Regions from separate parts of the Homo sapiens genome. Here region 2 is linked to region 1. Evidence: read pairs that join two places in POLR2A ChIA-PET (ENCODE). Cell type or tissue: B cell. All regions are shown on one strand. Links, peaks and the distances in the headings refer to the core of each region. The heading gives the core; the rest is flanking DNA.

Evidence for each region. Peaks named below come from ENCODE experiments on the same cell type or tissue, not always from the same donor. Only the 100,000 strongest peaks of a DNase experiment are listed, where the experiment ranks them.
Region 2: POLR2A ChIA-PET joins it to region 1 with 7 read pairs; 3 of 35 experiments call an interaction of 5 or more read pairs at or near these places.

What each region holds. Positions count from the first base shown.
Region 1 is chr20:63,564,272-63,574,253 of GRCh38, forward strand. It overlaps HELZ2 (helicase with zinc finger 2), which reads right to left and starts at 9,968. Exons shown (of 20, transcript NM_001037335.2): 1 at 9,913-9,968; 2 at 7,837-8,950; 3 at 6,414-6,597; 4 at 6,233-6,340; 5 at 4,877-5,394; 6 at 4,087-4,728; 7 at 2,573-3,356; 8 at 2,107-2,182; 9 at 1-1,960. The coding sequence starts at 8,114. RefSeq lists enhancers at 2,987-3,036, 3,507-3,576, 3,987-4,056, 4,147-4,236, 4,257-4,306 and 1 more and silencers at 6,946-7,302, 9,313-9,372. In B cell, for the core only: no CTCF peak of the experiment used is centred there; DNase peaks (open chromatin) are centred at 3,680 and 4,790; H3K4me3 peaks cover 2,146 bases; H3K27ac peaks cover 1,393 bases.
Region 2 is chr20:64,081,485-64,089,892 of GRCh38, forward strand. The region is part of intron 1 of OPRL1 (opioid related nociceptin receptor 1); the gene reads left to right. LKAAEAR1 (LKAAEAR motif containing 1) reads right to left here and starts at 2,914. Exons shown (of 3, transcript NM_001353425.2): 1 at 2,334-2,914; 2 at 2,099-2,221; 3 at 1,892-2,010. The coding sequence starts at 2,735. The coding sequence ends at 1,951. RefSeq lists silencers at 2,007-2,066, 2,247-2,326, 5,438-5,638. In B cell, for the core only: CTCF peaks have their summits at 2,116 and 2,320; DNase peaks (open chromatin) are centred at 877, 1,207, 2,197 and 3,437; H3K4me3 peaks cover 1,513 bases; H3K27me3 peaks cover 1,066 bases.

The DNA.
Region 1 (9,982 bases), core at 2,671-6,670:
CCCAGGGTGCCGTCCTCGTCCGGCTGCTCATAGAAGCAGTCGGACCGCAGGCGGTGCCGGCGCAGCAGCCGAGAGAAGTAGCACGCGGCCACGACGCAGGCGTCCACGGAGTCCAGGCGGGCCGGCAGCTCACGGCCGGCACCCGGGTGCTGCCTGATCACCTCCTCCGCCTCCTCGTAGGACAGCTGGCGGTCAGACTGGACCACGGAGGGTGCAAAGCGCAGGCTCTTCAGCTGGCCACTGGCCTTCTCCATGGTGAGGAACAGGGAGATGGCCAGGCGGTCCCGGCCAGGCAGGAGGCTGAGGACGTCCTGGCAGAGGCTGGCCGGCAGCATGGGCACTGGCTCCCTGCCGGGGGCATAGAACGCAGCGCCCTGCCTTCGCGCCTCCACGTCCAGCACCCCGTCCCTGGGCACGAAGCTGGCCACATCAGTGATGTGCACAGCCACCTCGCACCTGGGACCCAGGTCTCGGACACTGAGGGCATCATCGAGGTTGCAGGCGCCCTGGGGGTCCACAGTGAAGGTCAAGAAGGCGCGGCAGTCCTCTCGGCGGCCGGCAACCCGGCCAAGCTCCGTGTGGTATTTCTGCAGCACCTTGGTGATGGTGGCCTGGTCCGACGGGGGCACCCTCAAGCTGTACTCCAGGCCGAGGATGCGGAGGCCCTGCTCCCAGGTGCTGGCCTCAGGCAGCACCTCCCGGACGATGCCCAGCGGGTAGTAGAAGCCTTGCCGCCACAGGACAATTTGGACCCAGAAGAGCCGGCTGTGCCGGGCCTCGGCGGTGAGCCTCTCAAGCCCCACACGCTGCAGCCGGCCCTTCCGGAGGCTGTAGATGGGGACCTGCGATGGGTCCTTCAGCTCGGCCACGAAGATCTTGGTCACGGAGCCATTGATGGGGACCATGATGCGCGGGTCCCACGTGTCCATGCGGCACACAAACGCCAGCTCGTGCCTCTTCCTCTTCAGCACGCCCAGCACGCGGCCCCGAAGCCGCCCCTCGGGCGCCTTGTCTCCCGAAAGGAGCTGCACCAGCACCTCATCCCCGGCGAAGGCCATCCCACAGTCCAGGCGGCCCCTGACCTGGATGGGGCCCGAGGAGGCATCGTCCAGCGGGATGGCTGACGCCCGCTCGAAGGTCTCTGGCACGAAAGAGCAGTGGCGGTACCGCTCGGGCTCCGCGTGCAGCAGCTTCCGTAGCGCAGCCGGGGGCAGGTTCTCGTACAGCCGGGCCTGCTGCAGGGACTCGGGCCTGGCGACAGTGTCCAGCAGCCCGTCCTCCCCGACGGTCACCATCACCTTCTGGCTCTCGTCCAGAAGCTCCCGTAGGATGGCGTCGTCAGCGTTGAGCTCCCCGTCCCACGGCCAGAAGTCAGCCTCTGCATCCTCAGCCTCCGTGGACTCCACGCCCGCTGCAGCAGCCGCTCCTGCCGCACAGGCCCCGGGCACCACGTCTTCCTTCACTGCGTCTCCTGCTGGTGCTGCCGCAGCCTCCGTCTGCGCTGTGGTTGCCGTGATGTCACGGGATGCTGGGCTCAGAGCCTCATCTCCCGGCTCTGCCTTCACCATGGCCGTCACCACAGCCGCCTGCTCCTCGGCCAGGTCCCCTACTGGCTCTGGGGCAGCCTCCCAGTTCCCCGCTGCCCCAGCCTGTGTGCCTCGGGGAGGCCAGCGCCGTCTCTGCGCCACACCCTGCTCGACCTGCTCCATGGACAGGCCCTCGGGGCAGACACTGTGCCGCTCCACGCACTCACGGATGAAGCTCTCCCAGAGCTTGCCGCAGGCCCCGAAGGAGCAGAGGGCCACGGCGTCCCCCACTACCACCAGCTGGGACTGGGCGCGGGTCAGGACGGTGTTGAGCACGCGGGCGTCGGTGAAGAACTCAGGGGCCAGTGCCCCAGGGCTGAGCAGGCTCTGGCAGGTGTGCACAGTGCTGAGCACCACGACCCGGAACTGCCGCCCTGCAGGGGGCACGCAGTCAGGTCAGGCTGGGTGCGCAAGACGGTGGGACCAGCCCCACCCCTGCCGATGCCAGGCTGAGGAGTGGGCCGAGCCACCCGGGGTATCCTGGGGCAGCTGGCAGCACCTGGCCCCGCTGGTCACCCACCTGGCAGGATCTCAAAACTGCCGACAGACACCTGGCCTAGGTCCCGCCTCCTCAGCTCCTGCCTCAGTGCACTGACCTGAAGACGCAGCAGGGCCGGGGATGAGTGCTGGACGCAGTGAGGACTCGGCCACCCCCGACAAGGAGAGGGCACCCCCACCAAGCTCGGGGATGAGCGCAGGACGCAGTGAGGACTGGGCCACCCCCGACAAGGAGAGGGCACCCCCACCAAGCTCGGGGATGAGCGCAGGACGCAGTGAGGACTGGGCCACCCCCGACAAGGAGACGGCACCCCCACCAAGCTCCAGACACCTCAGGGGCCGAGCCCCACCTCAGCCCTGGGAGGCAAATACTGCAGCCCCCTCTTACAGATGGGGAAACTGAGGCGGGGGCTCGTCCATCAGCCGGAGAGCTCCCCCTCCCCCAGCAGGGGTGCGGTCGGGGGCTGTCCCGGGCTGGCCGGGCTCACCTGGGCACCGTGGGAAACGACACAGATGCACCTCTGCTCGCGGCCGCCCCAGCAGCTGGGCCAGGTGTTGTAGGCCTCCTGCACCTTCTCGACGACCTGCGCAATCTCAGCCAGATTCAGCCAGGACGCCATGGACATGTCCCGGTCTGGGCTGCCCGCCACGTGGCAGAACATGAGCGGGTAGTGCCGGGGGTGGGGCGGAACCTTGCCCCTGGCGTGGATGGGGTTGCCCTTGGCCACGTAGAAGTGCCGCGAGATGAAGCTGACAATGGCGTCCGTGCAGCGGTAGTTCTCGTGGAAGACCAGGCGGCTCTGCCGCGCCACCTCGTGAGTCTCCTGCTGGTAGCACAGGAAGAGGCGGTGCAGCAGCGTGTGCTCGGCCGCCCGGGCCCTGGCCACACTGAACAGCCGGGGTGTGACCTGCATGTGGTCGCCCGCCAGCACGAGGCGGGTGCCGTGCGAGGCATAGGCCAGCGGGGTGAGGGCCTCGCACTCCAGCATCTGGGCCGCCTCATCGATGAGAATGTGGGAGAAGAAGCCGACCGGCACCCTGAGCTCACGGGCCTGGGAGGTGGTGGTGACCACCACGCGGTGCCGCGCCAGCTCTGCCCGTGTGGGCGGGCGGAAAGCCTGGCGGTCGTCGGTCAGGCAACAGTACTGCAGCGTGACTGGGTCCGTCTGGCTCAGCGGCCGGTCCGTGTACATCACACGGAGAGGAGTGGCCTCGGGGTGGCCGCCGCTGACGTGGCTGTGGAAATACTCCCGGATGTAGATGTCGGCGGCACTGCGGGAGGGGGAGGAGCTCATGGGCTTCTTGCTGGGGGCCTCAGTGCTGTCCGCTAAAGCACCTACTGTGTGCCCAGCCGAGCTGCCCCTGAGCACAGCCCTTGTCTGGCTGTCAGAGGTGAGCAGCAAACACTGGTGTCCCTCCTGTCAGGAGTCCAAGGGGCAAGAGGCCACGGAGGGCTTCAGGCAACACCTGGGCGAGCCCAGCGGCTCCTCTGACACTGCAGACACCTGCACCTCCCTGGTCCCCAGAACCCCCAATCCAGAAATCAGCCCGGGACGTATGGCCACTGTCCCAGGCTCTTCCTCCCACTCCCCACTGGGCAGGGATGGGAAGGCCCCGGCCTGGGGAGGTGGTGGTGGCAGGAACCAGAGGAAACCACATAAACCAAAGGGGAACCTTGTGGTTAGGACAAAGATCTGTGTTTCTATAAAAACGAAAAACAAGACTCATCCCCAGAAGTCCTGGGTGGGCCATGCTGCAGCCTTCCCCGTGACACTCTCCTTGGGCCAGGGCCCCGGCAGAGGCACCCAGCTCCTCACCTGACAGCAGACCCGGCCACCCTCGGTGCCCTGAGCTGGGCCTGATAAAGCCAAAGCCCAAAGCTGGTCGGCTACAGGGAGTGCAGAATCAGAGGACTGGAGCACATCCAGGGGGTGACCGCCTGCCCGGTGTAGACTTGGGCCGGGCGTCAGGTGAGGTGGGGGCAGGCCAGGCTCGGGCTTACCTGTTGGTGTGTGTGCAGATGAGCACCTTGGTTTCAGGCCTCCGGATGACCTCCAGGGAGGCCATGGCCAGCGTGTAGGTCTTGCCGGTGCCAAAGGGGCCATAGATGAGTAGCGGGGGGACACGCCTCCCATCCCCAGGGCCCCAGCCCGCGATGAGCGCCACGGCCAGCTCCTGCTTGCGGTTGCCACGCCGCAAGGGTGGGACAGACCAAGGTCTGGGCAGGGCGCAGGTGGGCAAGTCGGGCACCACCAGCTGCTCCTCAGGCAGTGTGTCCACTGCCTGGTGCCAGAGGCGGAAGGTCATCGGGTCAATCTGGAACTGCACCTCCAGGACCAGGCGGGCCTCAGGCTGCAGCCCCAGGGCCAAGCAGCAGCGGGCCGGAAGCAGCAGCCACAGCGCCTGCTCTGAGCTGGCCCGCCTCTCCAGCCGCACCTCGAACACCGTATTGTCGGGTGCAGGTACAGGGGCCACCAGGGCTGTGCTGACCGCCCGGCCCAGCAGGAAGCCCTGGTCTGTGTCTGGCATCAGGGAGGAGGGGACGGGGACCTCTGCGTACAGTGCTCCCGGAGGCGCGAAGAGCATGTTCAGCGCTGGCGTCTGCAATGCCGTCTTCAGGAACACCTGGCCCCGCAGGGTCAGCCTGGCAGGATGGCCTGGGTCAGCTCATGGGGCCACAGCTGCCAGCCCCGCTGCCAAGTCCACGCCCCCATCCGCTCCCGTTGCCCCAGCCGCTCCCATTGCCCCAGCTGCTCCTGCTACCCCAGCTGCTCCTGTTGCCCCCAGCTCACTTGGCCACCAGCTGCTGCTGAGCCGCCTCCTCCTCATAGAGAAACTGGTGCATCCTCTGCCGATAGTTGGTTGGTGAGATGGGGCCCGAGGCCACGCTGCTGCGGTTGAACTCCAGGGCCAGGGCAGGGCCCTTGTACTTGGCCATCAGGGCCGTCTGCTCGGCCGTCCGCTCCACGCCAGGCACCACGTGGCGGTTGCCAGTGTGCCAGCGCTCCATCTCCTCAGGGTGGCCGAGCGCCAGATTCCTGCAGGGTCCTGGGCGACGCCCCTGGCCCAGCTGCAGCCCCAGCTTTTGTAGCAGCACCGGCCGGCGGCCAAAGTCGAAGACCACCCATTGCTCAAAGGTGCCGAACGAGGCAGCCTGCACACGCACTCCCACCTGGAAGTCGGCAGTGGAGCTGGGCACACGGAAGCGCTCACCCCGTGCGTAGAGCCGGCCTGGCGGGAGGCCGGGAGCCACCAGAGAGAAGTCGGCTCCTGGCTCCTGCTTCAGCAGGGCCACGTGTAGCAGGGGCTCCTGGAGAGGAGGCCAGACGGTGAGGGGGGCCCAGGGCTCCCCCCAACCCTCCCGAGAGGCAGCCTGGCCAGCGTAGCCCAAGTGCAGGGTTCAGGTCCTGGCCCTGCCACTTCCTGGATAGAACGCAAGCAGGCCACCCGGCCTCTGCCATCCTCAGTTTCTTCCTGTGCTACATGGGGGTGGCTGAACCCTCCTGGGGCCCCTGTGGATGTCCCGTGGGGCAGTGTGGGCAGCTTGAGGCCTCACCACCCACTCTCCAGGTGCCAGACCCTGGTGAATCCTTGTTTTTGTTTTGGTTTTTGAGACGGAGTTTCACTCTTGTCGCCAGGCTGGAGTGCAATGGCGCGATCTCAACTCACTACAACCTCCGCCTCCTGGGTTCAAGTGATTTTCCTGCCTCAGCCTCCCGAGTAGATGGGATCACAGGCACCCACCACCATGCCTGGCTAATTTTTTTTTTTTTTTTTTTTTTTCAGTAGAGACGGAGTTTCACCCTATTGGCCAGGCTGATCTCGAACTCCCGACCTCAGGTGATCCACCTGCCTCGGTCTCCCAAAGTGCTGGGATTACAGGCGTGAACCACCGCACCTGGCCAAATCCTTGTTTTAACCCATATACTCCATAGAATAACCCTGCCAAGGTGGGACTGTCCTGGCCCCCTGTCTCTAGGTGAGGAGACTGAGGCAGAGAGGCTAAGGGACCTGCTGCAGGTCACGCAGGTGCTGAGCGGCAGTGCCTCGGTATTAGCTCCATGACCCAGGCTGTTGACGTCTGCCCGGGCTGAAGTCACCACTTCCCCAGGGCTCCCTCCGCCCAGTCGGAGCTGTTCTCCGCTCACCTCAGAGTGGACGGCAAACGTCCAGCTGTACTGGGTCTTCCTCTCCTGGGCCTGGTACATCAGGGGCTGGTTGCAGGTGACACGCACTCCATCAAGGGTCTCTGCCAGCTGCGTGGAAGTCTAGCCTTCAGCAAGAGGCCTGGACCCCACCCCACCCCACCCACTCCCAGGGCCCACTTACCACAAGGACCTCACTGCTGCTGCGCTGGTACTCGGCCAGCAGCCGCTCCTGGTAGGGCACCAGCCCGTCCTGCCAGGCCGCCTGCCCCCGCAGCTCCACAGCCTGCGTGCGCCGGACCCACTCCTGCAGCTCCTGTGCTGAGTGTGCCTTGGTGCAGGCGTCCCCATACTCACAGAGGTCAGGCCTGGGGGACAGGGAGGTCAGCAGGGCTACACAGAGGCACAGCCGCCGTGCTGAGTTCAAAGGCCGGGACCCCTCAGCCCAATACTGGCCTCTGTAGGGAGCAGGGGCTTTATTCGTCCCACCCACTCCTGTGCTCCCGGGACAAGGCCTGGCTCAAGCAGTTCCCAAACATGAACCTCCCTTATCCGGGTCCTCAGAGGCCACATGGCTTTAGCCCTCAGCAGGTGGCAGGGAGGCCCCCGTCCACTGAACCTGGGAGCCTCTGGCTCTGCCTACGGTGGGCTCCTGCCCCGCTCCAAGCTCCTGGGAACCTCTGGCTCTGCCTACGGTGGGCTCCTGCCCCGCTCCAAGCTCCTGGGAGCCTCTGGCTCTGCCTGTGGTGGGCTCCTGCCCCGCTCCAAGCTCCTGGGAACCTCTGGCTCTGCCTGTGGTGGGCTCCTGCCCCGCTCCAAGCTCCTGGGAGCCTCTGGCTCTGCCTGTGGTGGGCTCCTGCCCCGCTCCAAGCTCCTGGGAACCTCTGGCTCTGCCTACGGTGGGCTCCTGCCCCGCTCCAAGCTCCTGGGAACCTCTGGCTCTGCCTACGGTGGGCTCCTGCCCTGCTCCAAGCTCCTGGGAGCCTCTGGCTCTGCCTGTGGTGGGCTCCTGCCCTGCTCCAAGCTCCTGGGAACCTCTGGCTCTGCCTACGGTGGGCTCCTGCCCTGCTCCAAGCTCCTGGGAGCCTCTGGCTCTGCCTGTGGTGGGCTCCTGCCCCGCTCCAAGCTCCTGGGAGTCTCTGGCTCTGCCTACAGTGGGCTCCTGCCCCGCTCCAAGCTCCTGGGAACCTCTGGCTCTGCCTACGGTGGGCTCCTGCCCCGCTCCAAGCTCCTGGGAGCCTCTGGCTCTGCCTGTGGTGGGCTCCTGCCCCGCTCCAAGCTCCTGGGAGCCTCTGGCTCTGCCTACGGTGGGCTCCTGCCCCACTCCAAGCTCCTGGGAACCTCTGGCTCTGCCTACGGTGGGCTCCTGCCCTGCTCCAAGCTCCTGGGAGCCTCTGGCTCTGCCTGTGGTGGGCTCCTGCGCTACTCCAAGCTCCTGGGAGCCTCTGGCTCTGCCTACGGTGGGCTCCTGCCCTACTCCAAGCTCCTGGGAGCCTCTGGCTCTGCCTGTGGTGGGCTCCTGCCCCACTCCAAGCTCCTGGGAACCTCTGGTTCTGCCTATGGTGGGCTCCTGCCCTACTCCAAGCTCCTGCCTCGAGTATCCTTACTTTGGGCAGAGCTCGAACTTGGAGAGTCCCGGGGGTGGGGAACGGTGCTCCCAGGGCAGGGCCTGGTCGAAGGCCACCATCTGTGCGTGCTCCGAGGATGCGCAGTGGTTCTCGAAGGCCTCCTGAGAGTGGCAGGTGACCAAGCAGGCCGGGCAGTACAGCTGGGCCCCAGGGGGCTGGCCAAGGGGGGCCGTGCGCCCGTCGCCATCAGGGGCAGGGGGTGTGAGCAGGTCCCCCCGCTGGAGGCCACCCAGCTGCTCGGCCTCCCACACAGCCATCTCCACGGCGCTGTGTGCAAACTGGCAGCGGGACTCCCCACGCCAGCACGGCTGCCCACGCCCCACAAACCTGCAGTAGGCAGGAGGCTGGCCGGCCCGGGGCCGCGGCCTCACCACCACAAACTGTTGCTTGCGGCGGCCCTCGGCGCTCACGTGGGCCAGGAGGGAGGGGCAGGCTCCGTGCTCAGGGCACTGCCCCTGGGGGTCCACGCGACAGATGCATGGGGGACAGCGCCTGAAGCAGAGGGAGCAAAGCAGCTCGAAGCGGCCGCCAAACTCCGTAAGGATGGCGTCGGCCGCCCGGCCTGCCCCTCCCTGGGCCCCGCTGCCCTGCACCTCCGCCTTCAGCCATAGGCGCTGGAGGTTGTGCTGACGCTCGAAGGTCCAGACCAGGGCCTCCTCGCGACTGCGGGCAAAGGTGCACCGGTTTCGGTGGCGCCGGCAGCCGAGCCCAGGGCTGTAGTAGTGGCAGACTTGGTAGCACAGGGGCCTTGGGAAGGTGGGCCGGCAGCCCACCACGCGCCAGACCTTGCTCTTGGTGGCCTGCTTAAAGCGGGCCAGCAGGATCTCGCGGGAGCAGTCATGCTCCACCCTACGGAGGACGTAGGTGCTTTCATTGAGCCGCTGGGTGCAGCGGGAGCAGCCCAGACACAGGTCCACCAGGGCACACAGCCGGGCCAGGGACGGCCCTCTGGTGGCCGCGGGGCTGTTGGGCAGCAGGGTGGACCCTGGAGGCGCCACCTCGAACACCAGCTTGGCTCTCCAGGGAGGCGTCTGAGGCTCCTGAGCTCACGGGTCCACGCAGTCCACTGGAACTGTTGGCCACGGTTCGAAGCCTGCGACAGAAGGAGCAGGTGAGACTGAGGCCAGAGGACATCTGGTCCAGGCCCAGCTCAGAAGCACGGCCTCTCCACCAGGCAAGGAGCTGGGGATCTGCCTATCCTGATGCCCAAGCAGAGGCCTCTCCACCAAGCAAGGAGTTGGGACTCTCCCCACCCTGACGCCCAAGTGGAGGCCTTGGCAGTAGCTGTGTCCTGTCAGGGAGTACAGGGCTCACTGACCCGGACACAGCCAGACCCTCCCTCCTGAAGGGTCTCAGGCCCCACCTAGAAGGAGCCAAGGTGACTGCTTGTGGAGCCCTGGAGGGGGCAGAGCCCTTGGCACAGTGCCGCCCCCAGGAGGCCGCACCCCTCTGCCCCAGCCAGGGGTCCTGTGCACCCCAGGGCCTCAGGCTCCTGACTCTTCTAAGGACACAGCACCTCCTTTTCTATTGAATGACCACTGGCCCCCAGGAAAAGAGGACTCCACATCTGCACCTGGGGAGGGGCCTCACGGAGAGGAGGGTACAGTGCCCACCAGAGCTCAGGGTGCCAGGAAGAGATGGGTCCCCGGGTCCCCACCGCAGCTGGGATGCTACAAGAAGAGTAAGTTTAAAAGCAACAGACTGGAGGCAGACTTCAGTATGAGAACCCGGCACTCCCCGCGGACCCCTCTGAGAAAACATCCGAGTCTGCCATCCAGAAAGGACGGGAGCCGAGACCCCAAAATCCTGCGCTCCAGTGGGTGCAGAGACCACAGCGCTGGGTCTTGCTGCGGAGGGTGCTGGTCCTGGACGGGCTGCACTGCCCCGGGCTGGGTCTGTGGCTCCCGGGACTCCGCGCCCCCGGCTGCACTCACCCTCCCGGACCCCCCCCTCCGCCCCCGGCCCCGCCACCCTGGGACCCCCGCGCTCACCCTCCTGGAGCCGCCCCTGGACCCCCGCGCCCCCGCCCCTCCGCCCTGGGACCCCCGCGCTCACCCTCCTGGAGCTGCCTGCCCTGCCGAGCCTGCCCAGGAGCTCTCAGTTTCGATTCTGGCCCGGGCACTGA
Region 2 (8,408 bases), core at 411-4,410, 510 kb after region 1:
CTCGGGTCACTCTACAACCCCCCAGTCATTCCCCCGTCTCCTCTGGCCCCTTGGGCCTGCTCTCCACCGCCCTGGCTTCTGCCTCTCGGCACACAGCATCCTGAAGTCCATGGGTGGGGCCAGGTGAGCTGGGCAGTTGATGGCGGAGCTGGGATTTGAACCCAGGACCCTCTGCGCCCTGACAGCCCTCAATATATTGGGCTTTGGACCACATGCCTTCCTTCCCATAGAGCTTTCTACAGGCAGGCGTCCCTCCAGGCCCCATTCCCCAGCCTCCTTTGCACATCCAGCACCCCCTGCGCCTTTTCATGGGGATCAAAGGGCCCGAGTGCCGGCCTGACCCTGGTGCAGTCACTGAGGTCACTGTCTTGCTGGCCTTCTCTGGGTGCTGGGTCTGCTGTGCCTGTCTCTGCCCCTCTTCCCTCTTGCCTGTCTGATGCAGAGTGACCCATCCCCTTTGGAGCACTTGCTGCTGTGGGGTACTGCACCAAGACCCTTATTTTAAAGATAAAGAAATGGAGTCTCAGAGAAATGGTGAAATAATATGTGATTCTCCCAGTAGATGAACTCATTCTAGGCACTCAGTCAATCCCCAAGACACAGAATCCTGGGGTCCAGGCTGCAGGGAGTTTGGCCAGACGACACCAGGGCTGGCTGTCATCACATGTCACAAGCACATCAGGGTGTGAGTGGCTGCCACTCCTGGACAGACTGCCTCCCTTCCCTGTCTGTCTGCCCCTGCTCAAGCCCCTTCTCCCTGGCCTCCTTCCTCTCTACCCTTCCCTTCCTGAAACCCCTCCTGCCATCTCTCTGTCCCCTCCTTGTCAGCTGACTTCTGAGCTCTGTATACAGTCTGGGCTTGGGTCAAGGCCAAGGGCAGCAACAGCCCAGAAAGAGTAAAGTGCTCGGTGCACGGGGAGAAGGGCTGGCTGAGGGGCGAGTGCGCAGGGCTCCACCCCCTGGCCGGGGCTGGGGAGAAACACTGGCTGCCATGGAGCAGGATCCCTTCTGGACCCCAGTTCTGACCTCTGCCCCTCCTTCCAGTCAGCTGGAGCCCCCTAGCAGGAGGAGCGGTTTGTCTGAGTTCCTGCGGTCCCGCTTCTGTGCAGCCTGCTGGGCAGGGGGCTGGGAGGGAGGAAAAGGAAGCGGGGGCCTAGGGAAGCCCCAGCGTCTGCAAAGAGCTCACGTCGGGGAGAAAAGTAAGGTCTGCCCAGAAACCTCGGGGCTTTTCAGAGTCCAGGGATTTTGTAGGTCGTGGGCCTGTTTGTCAGAATGGGACAGGGGTGGCTTCCTTTTGTACTGCATGCGTGAGTGTGTGTGGGGTGTGTGTGTGTGGGGGGGTGGGTGTGGGGGTGTGGCATGGGGCATTAAAGGGGTCACAGGAGGCTATTCAGGATGGAAAGGAAGGCCAGAGGGTGGGATTTTTGTCTGGGGGCCGCAGGGGTTCCCCTTGCCCAGTCTCTTGGTCCTCTTGGGCACAGCTGCTGCTTCTTCAAAGGCCAGCTTAGGTCACTTCCGCTGCCCACAGCACTGCCCTCTCCCTGGCCCCCTGGTGGGATGACTCGCACTCGAGACCACTGCAGCCTGAGGCTACCCTTACATCTGGGGGTGACTTCTGCTGAAACAGGCTCTTTCTCCGTCCTCCCCAAGACTGGGGGCCTCCCATAGACCCACAGAACGCCAGGTTGCCAGTGGGGGGCAGATCGGGATTAGGGGTAGGCGTGTCCCTGACCTGTTACTTTCACACCCACCCACTTGCGTCTCCCCACTTTTTTGGGAGAGGCCCCACTCTCTGTACCCTGATGTCTGTGAGGTGCATGGGAGAGGCAGCGTCCATACTCCCCGCTTCCCTCGGGGTCCTGGGGAGTGGCAGCAAAAAGACCAGCGAGCCTTCGGAGAATTATAACTTTATGTGGGAGGCTGGGGCGCGTCGCACACTCTCAGTCGCCGTCACCGCGGGAAGATGGTGCCATCCACGTTCTCCTCCAGGATGGTCTCCACGCGCCTCCGCTGCCGGGGAGAGAGGCTGGGGTCCGGCGTGTGCGGAGGCGGGCAGGGCCCCTCCCCTTTCCCCGCCCCTACCGGGGCTTGTCTGCACCTCTTGGCGGTCCAGGGGGTCCGGGATCCGCGCGGGCTTCAGCTGCGGCGGCAGGAACAGCTCCAGCCGGATGGCGGCGCGCGCGGACTTCTGCCGCTGGATGAGCAGCGCGATCTCCTCGGCCTGCGGGGCCCGGGTAGCTGAGCGCGCGCCGAGCCCCGCCCCGCCCCGCCCCGGCCGGCTCCGCTCAACGCTCCCGGTGCGCCCCCTCTGCCCTCCGACCCCCTCGCCTCACCCGCATGCGGGTGTAGCGCAGCCGCAGGGCGCGGACTCGCCCGCGGGCCTCCGCTGCCTTGAGGACGCCGAGGAGCCGGTTCTGGCGCTCGGCGGGCAGCTCGAGCGACTGCGTCCACGGGCGCGGGTCGGGCATGCGGTACCCCGGTTCCACCGACCCGCACGGGAAGGTGGAGGCCGCCGCGCCCACGTCCTCCAGCAGGTCGCCGAAGAGCAGATGGCGGTGGCGCTGCGCAGGGAGCATGGCCGCCAGTCCCTGCGGCGTCAGGGCCCAGCCCGGCTTGGGGGGCTCTGTCGCGGGCGCCCCCTTGGCACGCTCCTCACCCTGCGCCGTGCCTGGCGCGCTCTTCCCGCTTCGCTCCCGCGGGCCCTTGCGCCCGCCCTCCTTCGCTGGCGGCGGCATCCTCCCGCCCTGCGGAGGGAGGAGGGCGTCCCGTCGGTGCCGGGGCTGGCACCGGGCCCTGCCCGCCCCTCGGCAGGGCCCCAACGTGCGCCCCAGCTCCCGCCCGCTGGGCTCTCCGCAGTCGGTTTTGAGTTCCGCACCCCCAGCCTCTGAGCTTTGCCCAGGCGCTCTCCCTCTCCCAAGCGCACGTCCCCAGCAGCTCTGCCATCGGCTGATCCTGCTCAGTCCTGCAGTCAACTAGGACTTTCTGATCAACTCAGTTGTAGGAAATATCTTTCCTACCCGATGGACTGTTCTGTTTGAATTGAGAAAATGCTGAGACCCCACTGGGTTGATCTCAGGCCCTGCCACATGGAGAGCTCTAGGTGACGCCTGGGGGACCTTCGTTGTGCCCCTATGTCTGCGGTCCCCGACAGTCAGGGTCTCCCACCAGACAGCTCGCTCTTGCCCTTCGAGGCCTAGATGGTTGTGGGGAGCAGAGCCTAGAGGGCAGGTGACAGAGGAGGGAGGGTCCAAAAGCCCAGCTGGCTCCTCCCTTCCCGGCCCCAGCCTACAGCTGCCACCTTGTCCAGCCAGGGCTGGGCTCGCTGTGCCAGAGGCAGAGCCACGGCCAGCCCCAGCGGCGGCTAACGCCCCCGCCCCTCCTTAGCTCCTGCAGCCGAGGCCCAGCCCCCACCTCTTGGTCCCTACACCCCCTGCTTGCTGCCTTCTCTGGTCGGAAGAACCTCCGCCGTAGCCCAGACTCTTTGGGCTTGTTGACGCGGTTGCCCAGCAACCGGGAGTCCTGCCCCTCCCTCGACCAGGTGGGGCGGGTCGTGGCGGGGGGCAGGGTCCCCTCCGGAGGGCCCTGGGTTAGAGTCTGGGCGTGGACGCGCCCCTCATAGGGGTCATTGGGGCATAGAGGCATAGAGCCGGCTTCTCCAGCTTGGGTGAGCGTCCTTTCCAGGCGGCCGCAGACGCGCCATCCTAGGGGTTGTGGGCCCAGGTTCCTGGCTTGAGGGGTCTTTGGGGTTAGTTTTGTGGGTGGGGCCCTCGGCTATGAGGAGACCTTTGTGGTTAAGGCCCATTCCCTTCTGATGGCCAGGGGGCTCTGGCCCCAGCCACTGGTGTTCACAGAAAGGGATAATGGGGCAGAACTCAGGACCCCTCACCTCTTCTAGGGCAAGTTTGGGGTCTCAGGGGTCCTGGTGTCCCCAGGACTAGAGCTGGGTTTTGCTGAACACTGTGTCTTGGGATCTTGGGTCCTAGATACTAGATTTTGGAAATCTATTTGTGCATTCCTTTGTTTTGTAACTAATTCTCAATTAACTACTTAATCATTTTATAATTTCTTCAGGCACTCATAAGTGTGTTCTAGAATTTCCTAATTCACGTGCTTATTCCACAGTTTAAATTAGGCAAAAATTAGTGCAAAAAGTCCAATCTGTTACGTATCTATTACTTCCACGAGATGTCTGTACTCTCTCTATATTCACAGACCTGCCGCTGGGACACCTTGCTGGGAGTTTGGAACCTGTGAGTTTGGGAGTAGGGCTGTCCCAGCTGAGGAGCAGGGTCTTAGCTGAGCTTCTGGCCTTTTGGCAGGAGGCTGTTGGGTGTTCCCATTGTTTTTGGGAGACTGCCCTGGCCTCTCAGTAAGAGGGTAAATTTTGACATTCAGCCCTATGTCCCAGAGCCGGCACCCCATCCCACAGCTAGGCCCATCCTTCCAGCCCTCAAGCTTTTGCTGCTCCCCAGGAAGGCCCTTCCTGGTGCTGTTCCCTCCCCTCCTGCAGGTGCCTTTGGGGTCCTGCCTGGGCTGCAGCACCAGCTTGGCTTGAGGAAGGTCCCTGGTCTCCAGAAGCAGCAGTGACTGCTTAGGGATGCTCACCCAGCAGCCGCTTTCTCTGGGCAGCCTTTGTGCTCCCATAGGGGTGAGTCCTTTGAGACAGGGACCTGGGCCATCCTCTCAGCTTCCCTGGGTCCAGGCCAGGGGGACACATGGGTGGGGCACTTTCTGGCTCTTGGCGTTTGTGGGGGAGTCACGCAGGGAGTAGGGGAATATTCTTCTGTTCTGCAAGAAGGGGCTTGTAACCTCTTTTTATAGGACTGGAAAACCTTGACACCCCCTAGTCCATAATTTGCAGCAGGTACTCCCAGGGCCTACCTGGCTCACATTCCTCACCCCTACTGTTTCTCCACACGTTTGCAGTTCTGCAAGAAGGGAGGTGTTCTCTGTGTGTTTGGGGTCCAGCAACTGTGAGGGACCCAGCAGGCCGACACCTCCCATCTGTTTCTGTCCCCAGGATTCACGTGTTTTTCAAGGGCTAACGGAAATGCTGAGATCTAAAAGCATGTTTATTGCTGCCAAGGCCTGACGATGAAACTTCAAGTCAAATTAGTAAGCTTTATTAATGACTACAAAATTTAACATGATATTGAGAAGCTACAACTCAATTTTTTTTGTCATTGTATATAGATTTTGTAAAGTTAAAATCACAAGGACAAAGTAATTTATTTTGATGAAACTCAGAATTGTTAAAAATTCTTTCACTTTTTTAATAGCACAAATGTGCGGCCTGGTGACTGGCTTCCCTGGGGGATGGCTGCTCTGTGAGGGGCTGCCAGACCCTCTGCCTTGATTCCTGTTCTTGGCCAGCCCAGGGTGGTGAGCCTGTGGAAGGAGGAGGGTAGACTGTGCCTGCCCTGGGGGTGGGAGTGGGGAGGACAAAAGACAGTGTTCCAGCTGCCGTCTGGCGTTTGCTGATTCTGAGTCACTGGATGAGAGTGAGGTGTGTGTATTTGCCTGCTGAGTGGGTGTGAATCTCACCCCGGAACCCAGGCCTGCCCAAATACCCAGGAGCTCCAAGAGCAGCCTGTGTCAGGCTTTAATCTGTGGACACAAGCTCTGTGCTGTCATTCGCGTGTCATCGTTCGTGTCTTGGGCTATCCCTAGTATCCTCGCACACAAGCTCTGTGCTGTCATTCGCGTGTCATCGTTCGTGTCTTGGGCTATCCCTAGTATCCTCGCACACAAGCTCTGTGCTGTCATTCGCGTGTCATCGTTCGTGTCTTGGGCTATCCCTAGTATCCTCGCACACAAGCTCTGTGCTGTCATTCGCGTGTCATCGTTCGTGTCTTGGGCTATCCCTAGTATCCTCGCACACAAGCTCTGTGCTGTCATTCGCGTGTCATCGTTCGTGTCTTGGGCTATCCCTAGTATCCTCGCACACAAGCTCTGTGCTGTCATTCGCGTGTCATCGTTCGTGTCTTGGGCTATCCCTAGTATCCTCGCACACAAGCTCTGTGCTGTCATTCGCGTGTCATCGTTCGTGTCTTGGGCTATCCCTAGTATCCTCGCACACAAGCTCTGTGCTGTCATTCGCGTGTCATCGTTCGTGTCTTGGGCTATCCCTAGTATCCTCGCACACAAGCTCTGTGCTGTCATTCGCGTGTCATCGTTCGTGTCTTGGGCTATCCCTAGTATCCTTGCATATTGTTTCGCCTGCCCAGAACATGTGTGTTTGAGGTTGTCTTGCTCTCTCATATAACATGTGCCTCTTGCTATCTCTTGTGTAACATATATGTTCTATATAGGACCCTGATTCTACCTTCCCCCTTCTGGAGGGACCACCCCACCCTTGGCAGGTTGGGGGAGGGCAGGACTCTATTAGGGGTCTAGAGATACCTGGGCCATTTCATCTGCACCACCAGTTCTCCTCCGTGGGAGCGTTTCTGGGTCCAGGGCTGGGCCCCTGCCAACCCCAGGGAGCACTGTCAGTGTCACACCTGGCCAATCCCCTAGCCAGGTGACCAGGCCTGTCTTTCACTCTAAGACTGCGCCTGTGAGGGGCCAGGTGCCTGCCTCCTGCGGGGCTCTGCTGACCACACTCTCAGAGGATATCTGCTGAGACCAGAGCTCACAGGCCTAGCCTGGCAGCCGTATTACTGAATAATGGCCAAGTTAGGAAGGTTCCCAGGGCTGGGGGTCCTGGGGTAGGCTTCTTGGAGGAGGTAGGACTGGAGCTGGCTGGGGTGGGGCAGGATCCATGCAAGGGGCCAGAATCTGCACATGGGCCAGGATCTGTGCATTGAGGCCAGGATCTCTGCATGGGGGCAGGAGTCTCTGCGGGGAGGACTTTTAGGGGGTAACAGGATCTGTGCAGCGTGCAGGATCTTTGCAGTGGGGCCAGGATCTGTGCAGTGGGTAGGATCTACATTGGGAGTCAGTGTCTGTTCAAGGGAGTCGGGGGACAGGACCCGTCCAGGGAGGGCAGGATCTGTACAGAGGGACCAAGATCTACGCACGGGGATAGCATCTATGTGGGGTGGGGGCACGGTCTGTGCCAGGTTTTGGGGGCACTAGATCTTTGCAGGTGTGGCCAGGATCTGTGCAAGGGGTAGGATCTGTGCAGAGTGGCCAGGATCTGTGCAGAGTGGCCAGGATCTGTGCAGGGAGGCCAGGATCTGTGCAGAGTGGCCAGGATCTGTGCAGGGAGGCCAGGGTCTGTGCAGAGTGGCCAGGATCTGTGCAAGGGGTAGGATCTGTGCAGAGTGGCCAGGATCTGTGCAGGGAGGGTAGGATCTGTGCAGAGTGGCCAGGATCTGTGCAGAGTGGCCAGGATCTGTGCAGGGAGGGCAGGATCTGTGCAGGGAGGGCAGGGTCTGTGCAGAGTGGCCAGGGTCTGTGCAGAGTGGCCAGGGTCTGTGCAGAGTGGCCAGGATCTGTGCAAGGGGTAGGATCTGTGCAGAGTGGCCAGGGTCTTTGCAAGGGGGCAGGATCTTTGCAGGGGGGACAGGTTGTGTGCAGGCAGGTGCGCAGGGTCAATGCAGGGGGCAAGGTCTGTACCGTGGGCTAGGGGTCTATGTGGGTGGGGGGCAGGTTCTGCGCAGGGGGCCTAGGCTGTTCAGCATGCCAGGGTCTGTGCTGGGGGTTTGCCGCAGGCACAAGGGAGGGAGAAGCTGTCCTGGGTTCTATGGTTATGAACATGTCAGGGCAGAATGACACAGAACACACAAGAAGTTCAAGGGAACACATTATGAGATTGTGAACACCTGGACTGGGGAGGCCACGGCCTTCTGCTGGACCCTGAACGGCTCCCACAGAGGGAGTTGAGGTCTCTATTGACTCCTGAAAGGCCAGGCAAGGCAGAGCTGGGAGCTGCCTTGGTGGGGGTGCAGGTGGCTGGTTGCTATTGCTGGGTGAGAAGGCTTGGGGTCAAAAGAGGTGGGGGTCAGGGAGCTAGGTCTGACCTCGTCCCCCCTCCTTTCTTCCTGTCCTCCTATCCCCAGCGTGTTTTCCTCCCTCTTCTCCCATCCTTCCTTACCCATCCTCTCTCTTGATCTCTCCATACTTCCTCCCCACTCCTTTCCCTTTCCTCCTCCTCCCCATCCCAACCCCTCATCCTCCCTGTCTCTGCCTGTAGGGAGGAAGCTGTGGGGTGACCCAGGTGGAAGACAGACATGCGAAGGGAGAGGTGTCTGCAGTAGCAGGGATGAGGTGCTTGTGTCCCACACTCTGCCCTGGCCTCTGACACTGGTTCCTGGTCCGGGGACATCAGGTTGGGCTCCTTTGTCCTTCCCTTACGAGGTCTCTGCTCTGCCCACCCTCAGTGCCTACAGTGCCCAGGCTGGGTCCCAGGCTGGGAGGCAGGCTCAGGAAGCTCGGGTAGGAGGGTCTAGGGTCTCCTGCTC